Regions from separate parts of the Homo sapiens genome. Here region 2 is linked to region 1. A link is a loop called in an ENCODE intact Hi-C map of the cell type or tissue named here. Cell type or tissue: GM12878. All regions are shown on one strand.

Region 1 (8,000 bases):
CACAAGAGGTGAATATTGTAATAAAAAAAGTTATACAAATTTTTCATTTTCCCAGTGCATATAAAAATTATGTTTACACTATACTGTAGTATATTAAATATACAGCAGCATTATGTCAAAAAAATGTGTATACTCTAATTAAAATAATTTATTGCCAAAAATTGCTAATGATTATCTGAGCCTTCAATGAGTTGTCATTTCTTTGCTGGTGGAGGGTCTTGCCTGGATTTTGATGGTTGCTGATAGATCAGGGTGGTGATTGCTGAAGGTTGTGGTGGCTGTGGAAATTTCTTAAAATAAGACAGTGATGAATTCTACTGCATCAGTTGACTCTTCCTTCATGAAAGATTTCCCTGTAGCATGCAATACTGCTTAATAGTATTATACCTACAAAACTGCTTCCCAAATTGAAGTCAATCCTCTCCAAACCAGCTGCTTGCTTCATTGACTAAGTTTATGTAATATTCTAAATCCTGTGCTGTCACTTTAACAATGTTCCTGGCATCTTTACCAGGAGTAGATTTTATCTCGATAAATTGCTTTCTTTGCTTATTCATAAGAGGTAACTCTTTCTCTGTTTAAATTTTATCATGAGATTGTAGCAATTCAGTCACATCTTCAGGACCCACTTTTAATTCTAGTTCTCTTGCTATTTCTGCCACATCTGCAGTTACTTTCTCCACTGAAGTCTTGAACCTGTCAAGATGATCCATGAGGGTGGGAATTTACTTCTTTCAAACTCATTTATTTTGGTATTTTGACCTCCTCCAATGAATCATGAAAATTATTATTATTGTTATTTTGAGACAGGGTCGCACTCTGTTGCTGGTGCTGGAGTGCAGTGGCATGATCTCAGCTCACTGCAACCTCAACCTCCCAGGCTCAGGTGATCCTCCCACCTCAGCCTCCTGAGTAGCTGTGACTACAGGCACACACAACCACACCCAGCTAATTTTTGTATCTTTTGTAGAGAAGGGGTTTCACCATGTTGCCCAGGCTGCTCCCAAACACCTAAGCGCAAGTTATCTGCCCACCTTGGCCTTCCAAAGTGCTAGGATTGCAGGCGTGAACCACTGCACCCAGCTGTGAATATTCTTAATGTCATTTAGAATGGTGAATCTTTTCTAGAATGTTTTCAATTTACTTTGCCCAGACCCATTAGAGGAATCACCATTTGGGGCACCTGCAATCTTACTAAATGTATTTCTTAAATATTAAGACTTGAAAGTCAAAATTACTCTTTTATCCATGGGCTGCAGAACGGATGTTTTGCTAGCAGGCACAAAAACAACATTAGTCTTTTTGTACATCTCTGCCAGAACTCTTGGGTGACCAGGTGCATTGTCAATGAACAGTAATATGTTGACATGAATCTTTTTTCTGAGAAGCAGGTCACGATGGTTAGCTTAAAATATTCAGTAAACCATGCTGTAAACAGGTGAGCCATTATCCAGGCTTTGTTATCCCATTTATAGAGGCAGAGCAGGTTTAGCATAATGTAGGTTTAAGGGCACTAGGATTTTCAGAATGATAAATGAGCACTGGATTCAACTTAAAGTCACCAGCTGCATTAGCCTCTAACAAGAAAGTCAGTCTTTCCTTTGAAGCTTTGAAGCCAGGAATTGTCTTCTCCTCTCTAGCTGTGAAAGTCCTAGATGGCATCTTCTTCCAATAGAAGGCGGTTTCATCTATATTGATAATATGTTGTTTAGTGTAGACATCTTCAATTATCTTAACTAGATCTTCGGGATAACCTGCTGAGCTCCCATGTCAGGACTTGCTGCTTCACCTTTTATTTTTACGTTAGGGAGATAACTTTTTCTTTAAGTCTCATGAACTAACTTCAGCTACCTTCAAACTTTTCTTCTGAACCATCCTTACCTCTCTTAGCCTTCACAGAATTGAAGAGAGTTAAGTTCTTGCTCTGGATTAGGGTTTAGTTTAAGGGAGAGTTGTGGATGGTTTGATCTGCTATCTAGAACACTAAAGCTTTCTTCATATGTGCAATAAGGCTGTTTCACTTTCTTATTTGTGTGTTCACTAGAGTAGCACTTTTAATTTCCTTAAACTACTTTTCCTTTACATTCACAACTTAGCTAACTAAATATAGCCCAAGAGATCTATATTTTGGCCTATCTGGACTTTTGACATGCCTTCCTCACTAAGCTTAACCATTTCTACCTTTTGATTTAAAGTGAGAGATGTGTGTCTCTCCCTTTCACTTGAACACTTATAGGCCATTGTAATTTTATTAATTGGCCTAATTTCAATATTGATGTATCTCAGGGAATAGGGAGGTCTGAGGAGAGGGAGAGAGATGGAGTAACGGTCAGTTGGTGGAGCAGTCAGAATGCATACAACATTTATTGACTAACTTCACCGTCTTATGTGGATGTAGTTTGTGTCGCCCCAAAATAAAAGCAACAGTAACATCAAAGATCACTGATCACAGATTAGCACAACAGATATTATAATAATAATGAAGAGGTTTGAAATATCGTGAGAATTGCCAAAACGTGACATAGAGACATGAAGTGAGCATATGCTGCTTGGAAAATGTTGCCAATAAATTTCCTCAACTCATGGTTGCCACAAATCTTCAATTTGTAAAAAAATGCAGTATCTGTGAAGCACAATAAAGCAATGCACAATAAAACAAGATATACCTGTATATGTATACACACACATACAGACACTATTTATTAAGAATGTATTCATCCTTAAAAAAGAAGGAAATCTTGTCATTTGTGACAACATGGATGAACTTGAAGGACATTATACTAAGTGAAATAAGCCAGACACAAAAAGACAAATATCATATGATCTCACTTATAAGTGAAATATAAAAAAGTTGAACTCTTACAGTTACAGAGTAGAATGGTGGGTTACAAGGGCAGGCGATGGAGCAGAGGGGATTGGGGAAATGTTGGTCAAAGGATACAAAATTTCAGGTATGCAGGATGAATAAATTCTAAAGACCTATATACAGTGTGGTGACTATACTTAATAATATTGTATTGTGTCCTTGAAATTTCCTAAGAGAGTAGATAATTGTTTTCACTAGAAAAAAAGAAGAAAGGTAACTATGTGAGATGATGGATATGTTAATTAGCTTGGTTGTAGTAAACTTCGCTATGTTTTTGTGTATCAAAACATCATATTGTGCACCTTAAATAAGTACATGTACAATTTTAATTTTCCAATTATACCTCAATAGAGCTGAAAAAAATTTAAAAATTTTTATTTTTTCATGTATTACAAAATAATATATTAATTATAGAAATTTAAATATATATTAATTTTTTAAAAAGTAAAAGAAAGTAATCTGTAATCCTACCTCACCAGGGGGGCAGAAGAGAAGTAAAACATTTAAGGTATATCCTCTTGAAACTTTTCCTATACCTGAATATGTATTTTTTCCTTCAACAAAAATAGAAGCAAATGTACATACCAGTTTGCAGCTTACATTTTAATTTAACAATAAATAGTGATTATTTTTCCATTTTATTACATGTATTCCCACATAGTCTTTAATAACTATGTACTCTTCCATCATAGAGATGTACTATATAGTTTATTTACCCCGCCACATTTTTTGGTCATCTAGGTTTCCCAGGTTTACCCTATTAAAAACAACCCTCTACTGAACAGCATTAGAGCCACAGATTAACACACATCAGTGCTTTTCCCCTTAGAGTTAATTAATAGAGAAAATCTTTACATTTATTTATGAACCCACTTTTATAGCCAGGCTTTACTCTGTGTTTTGTTCAATGTTTCTCATGCTAAAACTAATCAATTCCTTGTTCTCTCCCTGTTAACCATCTAAGACCTGCTTTATCTCCATGGCAGTCCCGCTTTTCTCACTTTTAAACCACAGCTGTGCTAGCAGATTTTACTTGACGAATATGACTCATTTTTTCAATTCTATACGTGAAAGGAAAGAAGAGCTATTCATTCCTTTCTCTTTCCTATGTTAGTGTTACTTCAGTCTCTCTCTTAAGAGCAGAAGAGGATGAAACTAACCTCAGCATCACAGCACTTCATGGAGGTTGAAACCTCTGCAATCACTATATAACTGACTATACACCCACACACACACACCCCCCACAGAGACTCTCACACAGTCACATACAGAACTAAAGGAAGGAGAAAAGACTGAGAAAATGTCTGTGTGATGATTGTTACTATTTACATGGCCCAATCCCACTCACACTCACACCTCAGCTCCACTCACACCCCAGCTCCAAGTTGCCAATGATGCTTCCATATGGAGTTGAGTCTAGATCAAGCCCTATGAGGAGGCTAGTTCCTGTCTCTGGCTGTGAGAAGAAAGCTGGGCACTGAGCAGTGTCACTTCAGGAAGTCTCAAGGCTCATTTTATGTTATGATGTAAAAATTCTTTAGTGGAGGAAGAAGAAACTGAATTTTCAGAATGGACTCTGTGAAACCCTAGGATTCTACCTCATTATCTCAGGGGTTATTCTTTGTGGAGAGCAGCAGGCAATGATGCCTGAGGGAAATTGAGCTGGATCATCTTTTCTGCGGGCTAGAAAAGAAGGTATGAAGAGTGCCAGGAGGAAGCGAGGGGCCTTCTGAGGTGAGCACAGGCCTCTAGTCTCTCTCTCCTTTTCCCTTTTCTGAGGGGATCAGGGGACCTGGACCTGGCAGGGGCCCAAGGGAATCTGCCACGAGGCTGTGCATGAATTTGGAGGTTTGGATTGATTCTGCCTGGCACCTGGAACCTTGTGAGTACTGAGCATGGAGGACTGCAGAGGGGTGCACTTGAGAAGATGCAAGAGGGAGAAAAGGGAACAACTGCATCTCCACTGCAGCCCATAGTGGAGACACATGAGCTTGTGTCAGTCCCAGAATGAGCTGTAAAGTGAGTAGAGAGTGGGGACTGTCTTGTCCCGTTACCACTGCCAGAGGCCTGTGCTGTCCGTGGGGCAAGCCGGGATACTCTGACTTTGATAGGGGAGGAAACAGGGCTGCCTCTGGAGGTCATCCATGACAGCTCGTTGAGTGAGAGACAATTAGCAGAGGAACAAACAAGAATCTGATGAATAATGCTCTATCACCTCCGTGCCTCCAGATATTTGGATTTTTCTCCACAACACTATAGACTCGTGGCACTGTAGTGAAGTATAAGGTTTCCTGGACGTTTATAAACAAATGGTTAGGGCTCAGGTGGGTCAAGTGGAAAACTTGGGACTGCATGGTGACTCATAACAAGGATGACAATACTGAAGAAAATGACATTTAAACTTGAAATGATAGAAGGAGAATTACTAGGCTGGGCAGAGTTTTCCACATTGGCTTATATTTAGTTTTGTCATTGCTAAGAATGAACGAGTACTTGTAAAAGAGAAATCAAAATATTTATAAAAATAAAGTGAATGTTATGCTTGCATGTAGACTATTTATGATTATCCAAGTCACATCTGCTATTCTATTTTTTGGATGATAAATGGTGCCCAAAAAAGGAGAGTGATTTCTTTTATAGAAGGGTGGTTTATTCAAGGATTTAGTGTTACTGAGCAGCAGAGTTGTTTCTGGAACTTATTTACTCATTCACTCCATCAGTGCCTTCAGTGGGCAGCCACCAGGAACACACCTGAAGCCAAACAGAATTGGATTTATTGACTTACAGTGAGGGAGAATGAACACCATGGAGAAACACGGCAGAGGAAAGAAATGCTGTAGAGTGGACTTAACAGGTATTGGGCTTGTGAGTGATTTGAGGCAAGTTCAAGGGAGTGGGGCTTTGCTCTTAATTGGATGCTATCTGAAATAAGACATTGCTGTCAAAGACAGCAGATGATGTAGCTCAGGAAACAACTTACAGATCAAATATACTTTGAGGCATCTTCTGCTAACACAAGCAATCAGCTTGAATCAAATACACCCAAGTTAAAAAGAACAGCAGATAATTTACAGCAGATGTAATTTGATGTCATGGTTTCTCCTCATTTTGGGAGGAGAGGCTGGGATGCATTTTAGAAATTTGAACAATGTTTAAATTAAGAATTAGGTTTGACATCTAGCCTCCAACCTTAATATGTCATCACAGAGAGTAAACTATCCAAAACCAAGAGATCCAAACTACTTGTTTTTCCTCTATTTTGCCAATGGAGATGTTTTCTGCCTTTCTTCTCCATGGCCCTTAAAATATAAAAACCTGACAATCTCTGCTCCCTATCAGATTATAGAGTCCAGGACCTAGCCTGCACTGAAAAGAGACTGTTGAAATAAAGGGCTTGTACTTACATTTTATTTTTATTATAATCATGGTTATAATTAAGATTTAGGTTTTTTGGCCAGGCGCAGTGGCTGGTGCCTGCAATCCCAGCACTTTGGGAGGTCGAGGTGGGTGTATCGCTTGAGCCCAGGAGTTTGAGTCCAGCCTGGGCAACATAGTGAGACCTTGTCTTGACCAGACATTTTAAAAGTTAGCCAGACTTCGCGGTGTGCGCCCGTGGTTCCAGCTACTCAGGAGGCTGAGGTGGGAGGATCACCTAAACCTGAGGGGAAGGCTGCAGTGAGCCAGGATCACCCCATTGCACGCCAGCCTGGGTGACAGAGAGACATGTTCTCAAAAAAAAGGTTTATGTTTTCTACTGGGGATAGTAAGAGGGCACGCAGGGCTCCTCTTGGAAAGGCCATTTGCACTATACCTCAGCTCTATGGGGAAGAGGAATACGAAACATCGCAAGAGGACATGGAGACTTTTTCCAGGTTCCTTAGTTGGTATTTGAGTTTGGCTGGAGGAGAATGAGCTCCTTGGAGGCGATGTTAGTAAACCCTAAGTTTCAGAGTTGGAGGACCAAAAGCCTGCCATACAGAAAAACTAGGGAAAGCTTGTGGATGTGGTGTTTTGTGGGTTGGTATAGGCTTATTCCTGGGTAAGCTCTAGGACCCCAGTGAACAATATATAGCTTGAGAACCACAGGCAGACCAACCTACTTCTCCATACATCAGTCAGTTTATAAAGAAGCACCCTTTCTTCATAAGCCTTATTTATCAAAAGCAGGGGAATAATGGGTGGGGGACTCTTTAAGGAAATAACCTCAGGTGCCAAGGAAATATTTCAGAACCCCCTGGAAATGCCCAGCAGCCGAAATAGCTAGGAGGGCAGCTGGGACTGATGAGAGGAGCCTGGCATTGGCAAGAGGAAGATTGCCCATGAGAAAGGCAGTATTGAGTCCCTACCAGAGTCAGAAACCAGCAGGATAAAAATGAGCTGCTTCTGGGAGACAAAGTGGAGAGAGTGCCTGCATGCTGTCCAGCTGTCTGAGAATCCAGATGCTGCTCAGAGGAAGTGAGAGATCCTGAGAGTTCCTGTGACTGAGACTGGGTTTTAAAGATATACCCCCTTTCCTGCTTCATGTTAATTAAACTGAACATGAGCAAGGTGCTGGGACCCTGTGGGGAGACTCAGAGCATGCCCGGTGGAGGAGAAGCTGTTGCTTAGTCAGTGCAGACTGTTTCTAGGGGTTGGAGCTCTGCTCACATCTTTTAACTGTGTAGCCTTGAATGCTCTGCGCATTGAGTTCCTCATTTGTAAAAAGGAATTGTACATTCCTTCTTTCTAGGTTTGATTTGAGGATGAAGGGAGATTGGGCTTTTAAAATAGCTATGACAGGTCCTAACGCATAGATGGTTCTCAATGAATATTGGTTCATTTCTTCTTGCCTGAGCAGAAAGTGACACTTTCTCACTAGGCAACCATCAAGAATGGGGAATTGGACTCAACTTGGAGGGGAAGGGATTTCACACATAACCTTTTATAAAATACTTGCTGTAACACAGATTACAGGGAACAGAGCAGTTCTTTGCAGGAGGCCTACTATTTGGATCAGCTACAACCTTTCAAGCCACAGGACTGAAGACACATTATTCTTAATTATCTAAAGCCAGAAAAAGAAAGAGCTGATTGAGTTAATGGACAATGCTTAGGAATGTGGACACTGGTTTATTAATTATTCTCTACCTCCAAA
Region 2 (8,000 bases), 120 kb after region 1:
TTTCATATTCCTTTTCTCCTAATTTCCATTATTCATGGAATTATAAGCATAGAGGAGAAAAAAATAAACTATTTCTAGGACCGACTTCACTGCATTCAGATCTTCATGTTTAGGCTATGGTGCTCAATGGAATGAGGGATGGGAAAGATGTATGAAACCTAGATGTGCCTGTGAGTAGCTCATGATTATGCAGGGGATCGGGGGATTGTATAAGTGTTGCTATGAGTGCAACACAAAGCTCAGTGTGAAATAAACCCTAGGAGTGGCAAAACTAAATGTGATCTAGGTTAAGGAAGAAAGATGTATTTAGATGAAACTATTTGGAGTGTGTGTGTGTGTGTGAGAGAGAGAGAGATAGAAACAGAGAGAGAGAGAGGTACACAGAGAGAAAGAATAATGCAGATGTTTCTAAATGGAAAGGGCACAGTTATACTCGGCACATCAAAACAAGAGGACTAGCAGGTTGCCCATATGGGTATTCACACTATGACATTTACCTTGGTAAATTCACTAGTGTCCTAGAGACTGGCTTACAGTATTTCAGTTTCAAAAACTGAGGTCTCAGTGTACCAGAGTTGATTTGGCTCAGTGATGTTGACTCAGTGTAGCAAAGCTTACATGGGTTTAATGTACAATTTATTAATCCACAATGGGAATTACAATCCTCACTGAGCAGAACATTTATGTTAGCATGCGCACAGTATTCTTGTAGGCCTACATGAGCAGTTTACCTGCAGTTGTGAAATCAGAATCTGGAGGATTGGCTGTTTGATTTCAAAATGAAATGGCATCAAGCTTAACGGACTGTTGTGTCCATTTCCTACGTGAGGGTACCCTTGGTCATAGGACCCATCAGATACATCTTTGAGCCATGATAAAACGTTTTCCCCTGGACATTGCTCAGACTAGCACTGCTCACGGTGGGCTCTGATGCTCTTCCTTGTCTTTTTCCACAGGTGACTAAAGATCCTGTTTGGTTTGACCCATTCTATCCCCTCTACTCTGCAGAGATTAAAAGCAGAAGATGGTGGATTAAACAACAGAATTGGCTAAACTAAAAAATGGTTTAAAATGATGCATACACACTTACATTTTTAAAAATTAATAGTTTTCGATGTAAATTCATCCACTAATCTTTTGATATAGAACCACCATATCACATTTTCATTGATTCTTAGTTTGGATTTCATAAATTATACCCATTATGTAATCTTTACGACTTCCAGGGATGTGTGCGTTACAATCATTTAAGGTGACTTATAAAGCAATCTGAGGGCAGAGTTTTCCCAGATTTTTGTGATTTCCCCCTCGCTTCAGGCTTTTCTTATTTGCACTTAATTTGATAGCAGTTTACTTTCATCCCAATCAACTTTTTTAGTTTTTCCAAAACTTTAAATTCAATAGAAACAACTATTTTTAACACTCATATTTCATCGGTTTACTGAGTAATTAAATCACTTAATTTAAATATTTTGAAAAAAACATAATTGACTTCTAGAAACTTAAACTCAACATATGTATGTTAGAGGGTAGTTACCCAGAAATGAACATGTATCAGACACATCATAGCAGCATTAGGGAGGTTTGGTGAATTCAGGAAGTTTGTAGTGTGTATTGATCACTTCAGTTACAAGTAAGTCTTGCTGGCCCAGAAGTCCTTTCTCCTTTGGCTTTGCATTTCTCTTTCTTGGTCCCTTATATGCTAATGAAGAATCAGAGGGCAGCATATGCCTCAAGAGATTAGTTTTTTCCCTTTTCTTTCTAGTGGGAGGGGTGCCAGGAAAATCATTTTGGAATCACTAATGGCAGCCACACTCCACCCCACACACAAGAAGGGAAGAGGTGACTAACCCTGACTGATGGGAAGCTTCCAACAGGAGTCAATGTAGCACATATAGCTCTATTATCCAGGGAAATGGAGTAGCCTGATCTTTTGAGTTGAAAAGAAAAGCGACTCGCTTCCTTGGATTAATTTTTGGGAGGATCAAAAGGCAAAGGTTCCAGGTTTATGAGATGTGATGCTAGAACTAATCCTGACACAATGTTCCTTGGGTGCGCTGGTTCTCTGAATGGGGATGGGAATGTAAAGAGGAAAAGATGAGCTGTTAAGAATTTGGGATCCTGAGCATGGGGTTCTCTGGACTGAGGTCAGCCCTAAGGGGCTGGATTTTCATGCCTGTGAATCTGTGCGGTTTGTGCAGGGCTCTGGGTCAGCCACACACCTATTGACAAATGTCTGAAACTCGGATTTAAAGAGAGGAAAGCATGGTCTTTCAATGTTATGTTAGAGCATTGCTTAGGAGGGCCACCCAAGGTTACTTCATTATCTAGGGGAGTAGACTTTGTTTTAATTTGCTAATCTTCTACCAGTTAAGGCCCAGATTCTGTGAAATTTTACTTTCATTGGTATATGTTTTGTTTGGTACAGATTCAAATGGGTTTGTCTTGTAGAAAAGGTAACCCTAGAGGTTATGTGATGATACCCTGTAGGACAGCCATCCCCGACCTTTTTGGCACCAGAGACTGGTTTTGTGGAAGACAATTTTTCCGTGGATAAGGGAAGGAGGAATGTTTTTGGGATGAAACAGTGCCACCTCAGATCATCAGGTATGAGTTAGATTCTCCTAAGGAGCATGCGGTCTAGATCTCTTGCATGTGCAGTTCATAATAGGGTTCATGCTCCTATGAGAATCTAATGCTGCCGCTGATCTGACAGGAGGTGGAGCTCAGGTGGTAATGCTGGCTCATTCACTGTTCACCTCCTGCTGTGCAGCCTGGTGGCCAATAGGCCATGGATCAGTATCCATCTGTGGCCAAGGTCGGGGGGCAGTGTTGGGTACCCCAGCTCTAGGACATTACCAGTTTTGTATCCAACCTAGGGCCTTATTCTAACATTCAAAATGTCAAATCCCAAGCATCCCACATTTCTCAGATGACCTTGTAACCAGCTTACTCATTAATGAATTGAATGAGGCTTTGACACTGTTGATTTTTTATTTGCATGATAGCCTCTGTCAGGATGATTTCAGATCTGTTTCTATCAGTGATCCCATGGGAGAGAGAAGCAAAAGCATCATGGACTCCTTGGAGTCCCCATTTCACCTTGGTGGGATAGGCAGTTTAGCTAGACTTGTTTCAATTCAAGAAGAGGAGGGTATCCCTAAGTTTTTCTTCTCTGAGTAAAGGAGGTGGGGTCAGGTGGTTAGTGGTGATGATAGTGAGGGTGGAGCTCCAGAGATTAATTGGATAAATAAAAGTGATGTGATTATAATTCCATTTTAAGTTTGTGGAGCAGTTTGTATCAGGCATTTATAGCAGTGCATTCATTTTTGAATGACTGAGGTAAAACCAATTCTCATCTCTTTGTATTTCTGACAGTGGCATTTGAAACCCTATCCTGAAACTGCAAAGATGAGGCAGTGGGACATAGCATTTTGAGTATTTTAGTGCTCAAATAGAAATATACTTACTGGGAGTTACAGTTCATAAGTGTTGTTCAGTTTGGATCATTTTGATGGAGCTATATGGTATGATTTTTTTTCAGAATTAGACGAGAAAATAAATGTGGCCGCCTCTACTTTTGTATTGTTTATCTTGCTCAGACTCATCTGGTTGGCAGTCAGATGCCAAATCTAGCACTGGAAATGATGTACACATTATGATATATTGTTCTTAACATTTTCTGAACATTTTCTGTCACCAGGTACTCTTAAACACCTATCATAATTCATTTTCATAATGAAAAGGGACCAAATTATGTCCTATTTTTGTTCTAACATGATGGCAGTTGTAGGTCAGGTTCCCCAGGAAGCAGACTCTAAGAGAGAGATGTGTGTGCAGAAGGTTAAATGGGGATTGCTCTTGGAGTCAACATCTCTTAGGAGTGAAGGAAGCAGGACGGGTCTGTGGAGAAGTTGAGTTGAAATAGAGTCACAGCAAAGACCTCAGCTGATCCCACAGGATGCTCTGGGCTTTGGAATCCCCACATTGACTAGTTTTTGGTTGCAAGCTGATCCCCTACCAGAGGTTCTGAACTTGGTCAGAGGGGCATTCCTCCGCAAAGAGCAATCACTGATGTTCTACCACCTAGATTTTGCTTCACACCAATTCATCTCTTTCTTTCTATTTTCACTTCTGCAGCATAGGTTTAGGCTCTCATTGTTTCTTCAGTGGATTTTTTAATGGTCTTCTAGCAACTCATTTCCCAGGTCCCACTACTGTCTTCTCCAATTAGGATGACATATAATTTGTCAACGAAACCAGGACACTTTTGAGAGTGGAACAGGATATTATTAAACATTACATTTAGAAAGCAGGCATCAACAAGGACCCAGGCAAACTGGGACATATGGACACCGCTCTAATTTATCCTGCATAGCTGTCAGAATTTGCTTTCTGAAACTCTTGTCTAACCCTGTCACTTGCCCTGTTATATAATGTGTCTAAGGGGAAGCATGTACTGTTCTAATGACTGCAGCGTTCTGCTCTGCTTGGCTGGGTTTCTCGTTATAAATCAACCAATTAGTTGTCTGCATCTCTTGTAGTTTGGGATAAATTCTAGTAAGTAGAAGTTTTCCCAGGGTTGTATCACTTTTGGGTATCATAACAAAGCAAACTTTGAGATTATTCACACTGAGAAGCATTCCCTGGAATGTGCCAACTCGATACAAGCTTGTCCAACACAGTTCTGACCCACTGATCAGTGGTGCCCCGGAAGACAACATAGCCACACAGCCTTCAGCCTCAGCATGACCTCTCCACTGCTGTAGGATCAGTGGTTGAATGGATCAAGTGGGCTATTTAATAAATGGCTGAACAAGACAGAAAGTGGTCAGCGATCCTCATCAGACATATCAGTGTTTTCCAAACCTTTCTGCTTTTCAGGGAAGTAGTAAAAGAAAACGTTTTTCCTGATAAGAATTCATTTACTTTTCATTCACTGATGAAAGGAATTCTTTCTTAGAACTTTTCTGAGGAAACTAGCTATCCTTTTGTTATTTCTAATGTGTCTTAAATATTAAAATTTTCATTACATGAGAAATTTGTATGCATTGATGAAAAATTAGAAAATACAGAATAGCAAAAGGAAAAGTAATTCCTGTGCCAGGGGGCAGGGCTGCTTCCACCTCAATTTCAAAGGGTAGGAACCAACACCCAGCTGAGCTGTGGGGGCAGAGGTGCAGAACGCTTTAAGTGTGACAAACAGTAATGGCATGGGGAGGGCTGCTGCAAAGAGCCAGGGTGTGGGCAGTGTGTCCCCTAATGTTGTCACCCCAGTCTCTCTGATAGGCAGAACTTCTTCCCAAGAGGGGTTGGAGAGCAGAGTATGGCACCAAAGAGGATTAGTCTTAAGCTTTAAAATCTCATGCAATTTGCCTTGCTAGGTTTGGACTTGCTTGGAACCCATCACCCCTTCCTTCTTTCCTATTTCTCTCTTTTGGAATGGAAATGTCTTGCCTATGCCTGTCCCACCACTGTATTTTGGAAGCACAAAACTTGTTTAATTTCACAAGCTCACAGCTGGAGAGGAATTTTGCCTCAAAATAAGTCATACATTGAGTTTCACCCATATCTGATTTAGATGAGATTTGGGTGGGAAATTGGATTTTAGACTTTAGAGTTGATGCTAGAACACTTTTGCAGTTGCTGGGATGGGATAAATATATTTTGCATGCAAGAAGGACATGATTTTTGGAGGGTTGGGGCAGAATGTTATGGACTAAGTATTTGTGTGCCCACCCCCTTCCCCACCACCCAGTAAATTTATGTGTTGAAATCATAACCCCTAATGTGATGGTATTAAGAAAGTGGAGACTTTGGGAGGTAATTAGGTCTTGGGGGTGAGGCCCTCCTGAATGGAATTAGTGTCCTTATAAAACAGAGTCCAGAGTGCGTTCTCTCTCTCCTTCCACCATGTGAGGACACAGCAAGAAGATGGCAGGATGCAACTCAGAAGAGGACCGTCACCAAGAATCTGATCCTTCTGGAACCCTGATCTTGGGCTTCCAAAATAAATTCCTGCTGTTTATTAGCCACCCGGTCTCTGGTACTTTGATACAGCAGTCTGAATGGACAAAACCACTCTTTCTACCTTGTACATAAGGTTGTATTAATTTTGTATACATTTTTCTGTTGTGTTCTGTGTGAATGTGTCTATAAACACTCACACACATAACAAAAGTATGAGCATCCTAAGCAAGTGGAACTAACTTTTTTCACTTAGTAATAAAAAATTCTTTCTACATTAATAGGTATATCTCTGCATCATTATTTGTAATGGCTGCACTGTATTCAATTTTATGATTGCTCCATACTTTATATAACAATCCCTTATTTTCTAGCATTAAGGAAGTTTCTAACTTTGTTGTTATTTAAGAAAATATTCACTGCATATCCTTGTATATATGTATTTTCCCATTTTGATTTTTTTAGAATTTTTTTATTATACTTTAAGTTCTAGGGTACATGTACACAACATGCAGGTTTGTTACATATGTATACATGTGCCATGTTGGTGTGCTGCACCCATTAACTCGTCATTTACATTAGGTATATCTCCTGATGCTATCCCTCCCCCATCTCCCCACCCCACGACAGGCCCCAGTGTGTGATGTTCCCCATCCTGTGTCCAAGTGTTCTCATTGTTCAATTCCCACCTATGAGTGAGAACATGCGGTATTTGGTTTTCGGTCCTAGTGATAGTTTGCTCAGAATGATGGTTTCCAGTTTCACCCATGTCCCTACAAAGGACATGAACTCATCCTTTTTTATGGCTGCATAGTATTCCATGGTGTATATGTGCCACATTTTCTTAATCCAGTCTATCATTGATGGACATTTGGGTTGGTTCCAAGTCTTTGCTATTGTGAATAGTGCCGCAATAAACATACGTGTGCATGTGTCTTTATAGCAGCATGATTTATAATCCTTTGGGTATATAGCCAGTAATGGGATGGCTGGGTCAAATGGCATTTCTAGTTCTAGATCCTTGAGGAATCGCCACACTGTCTTCCACAATGGTTGAACTAGTTTACAGTCCCACCAACAGTGTAAAAGTTTTCCCATTTCTCCACATCCTCTCCAGCACCTGTTGTTTCCTGACTTTTTAATGATTGCCATTCTAACTGGTGTGAGATGATATCTCATTGTGGTTTTGATTTGCATTTCTCTGATGGCCAGTGATGATGAGCATTTTTTCATGTGTCTTTTGGCTGCATAAATGTCTTCTTTTGAGAAGTGTCTGTTCACATCCTTCGCCCACTTTTTGATGGGGTTGTTTGATTTTTTTCTTGTAAATTTGTTTAAGTTCTTTGCAGATTCTGGATATTAGCCCTTTATCAGATGAGTAGATTGTAAAAATTTTCTCCCATTCTGTAGGTTGCCTGTTCACTCTGATGGTAGTTTCTTTTGCTGTGCAGAAGCTCTTTAGTTTAATTAAATCCCATTTGTCAATTTTGCCTTTTGTTGCCATTGCTTTTGGTGTTTTAGACATGAAGTCCTTGCCCATGCCTATGTCCTGAATGGTATTGCCTAGGATTTCTTCTAGGGTTTTTATGGTTTTAGGTCTAACATTTAAGTCTTTGATTCATCTTGAATTAATTTTTGTATAAGGCGTAAGGAAGGGATCCAATTTCAGCATTCTACATATGTCTAGCCAGTTTTCCCAGCACCATTTATTAAATAGGGAATCCTTTCCCCATTGCTTGTTTTTGTCAGGTTTGTCAAAGATCAGATGGTTGTAGATGTGTGGTATTATTTCTGAGGGCTCTGTTCTGTTCCATTGGTCTATATCTCTGTTTTGGTACCAGTACCATGCTGTTTTGGTTACTGTAGCCTTGTAGTATAATTTGAAGTCAGGTAGCGTGATGCCTCCAGCTTTGTTCTTTTGGCTTGGGATTGTCTTGGCAATGTGGGCTCTTTTTGGTTCCATATGAACTTTAAAGTAGTTTTTTCCAATTCTATGAAGAAAGCCATTGGTAGGTTGATGGGGATGGCATTGA

Evidence for each region. Hi-C counts contacts between places; a loop is a spot of excess contacts. Peaks named below come from ENCODE experiments on the same cell type or tissue, not always from the same donor. Only the 100,000 strongest peaks of a DNase experiment are listed, where the experiment ranks them.
Region 2: it touches region 1 in a loop (2.8-fold over the local background); 2 of 110 quality-filtered maps call a loop at or near these places.

The regions. Positions count from the first base shown.
Region 1 is chr10:89,801,730-89,809,729 of GRCh38, forward strand. No RefSeq gene overlaps it. Among named protein-coding and RNA genes, the nearest start is that of LINC00865, 24 kb to the right of the region's middle. In GM12878, no CTCF peak of the experiment used is centred here; a DNase peak (open chromatin) is centred at 4,062.
Region 2 is chr10:89,925,103-89,933,102 of GRCh38, forward strand. All of the region lies in intron 3 of LINC01375 (long intergenic non-protein coding RNA 1375), which reads right to left. Among named protein-coding and RNA genes, the nearest start is that of LINC01375, 28 kb to the right of the region's middle. In GM12878, no CTCF peak of the experiment used is centred here; DNase peaks (open chromatin) are centred at 4,049 and 4,479.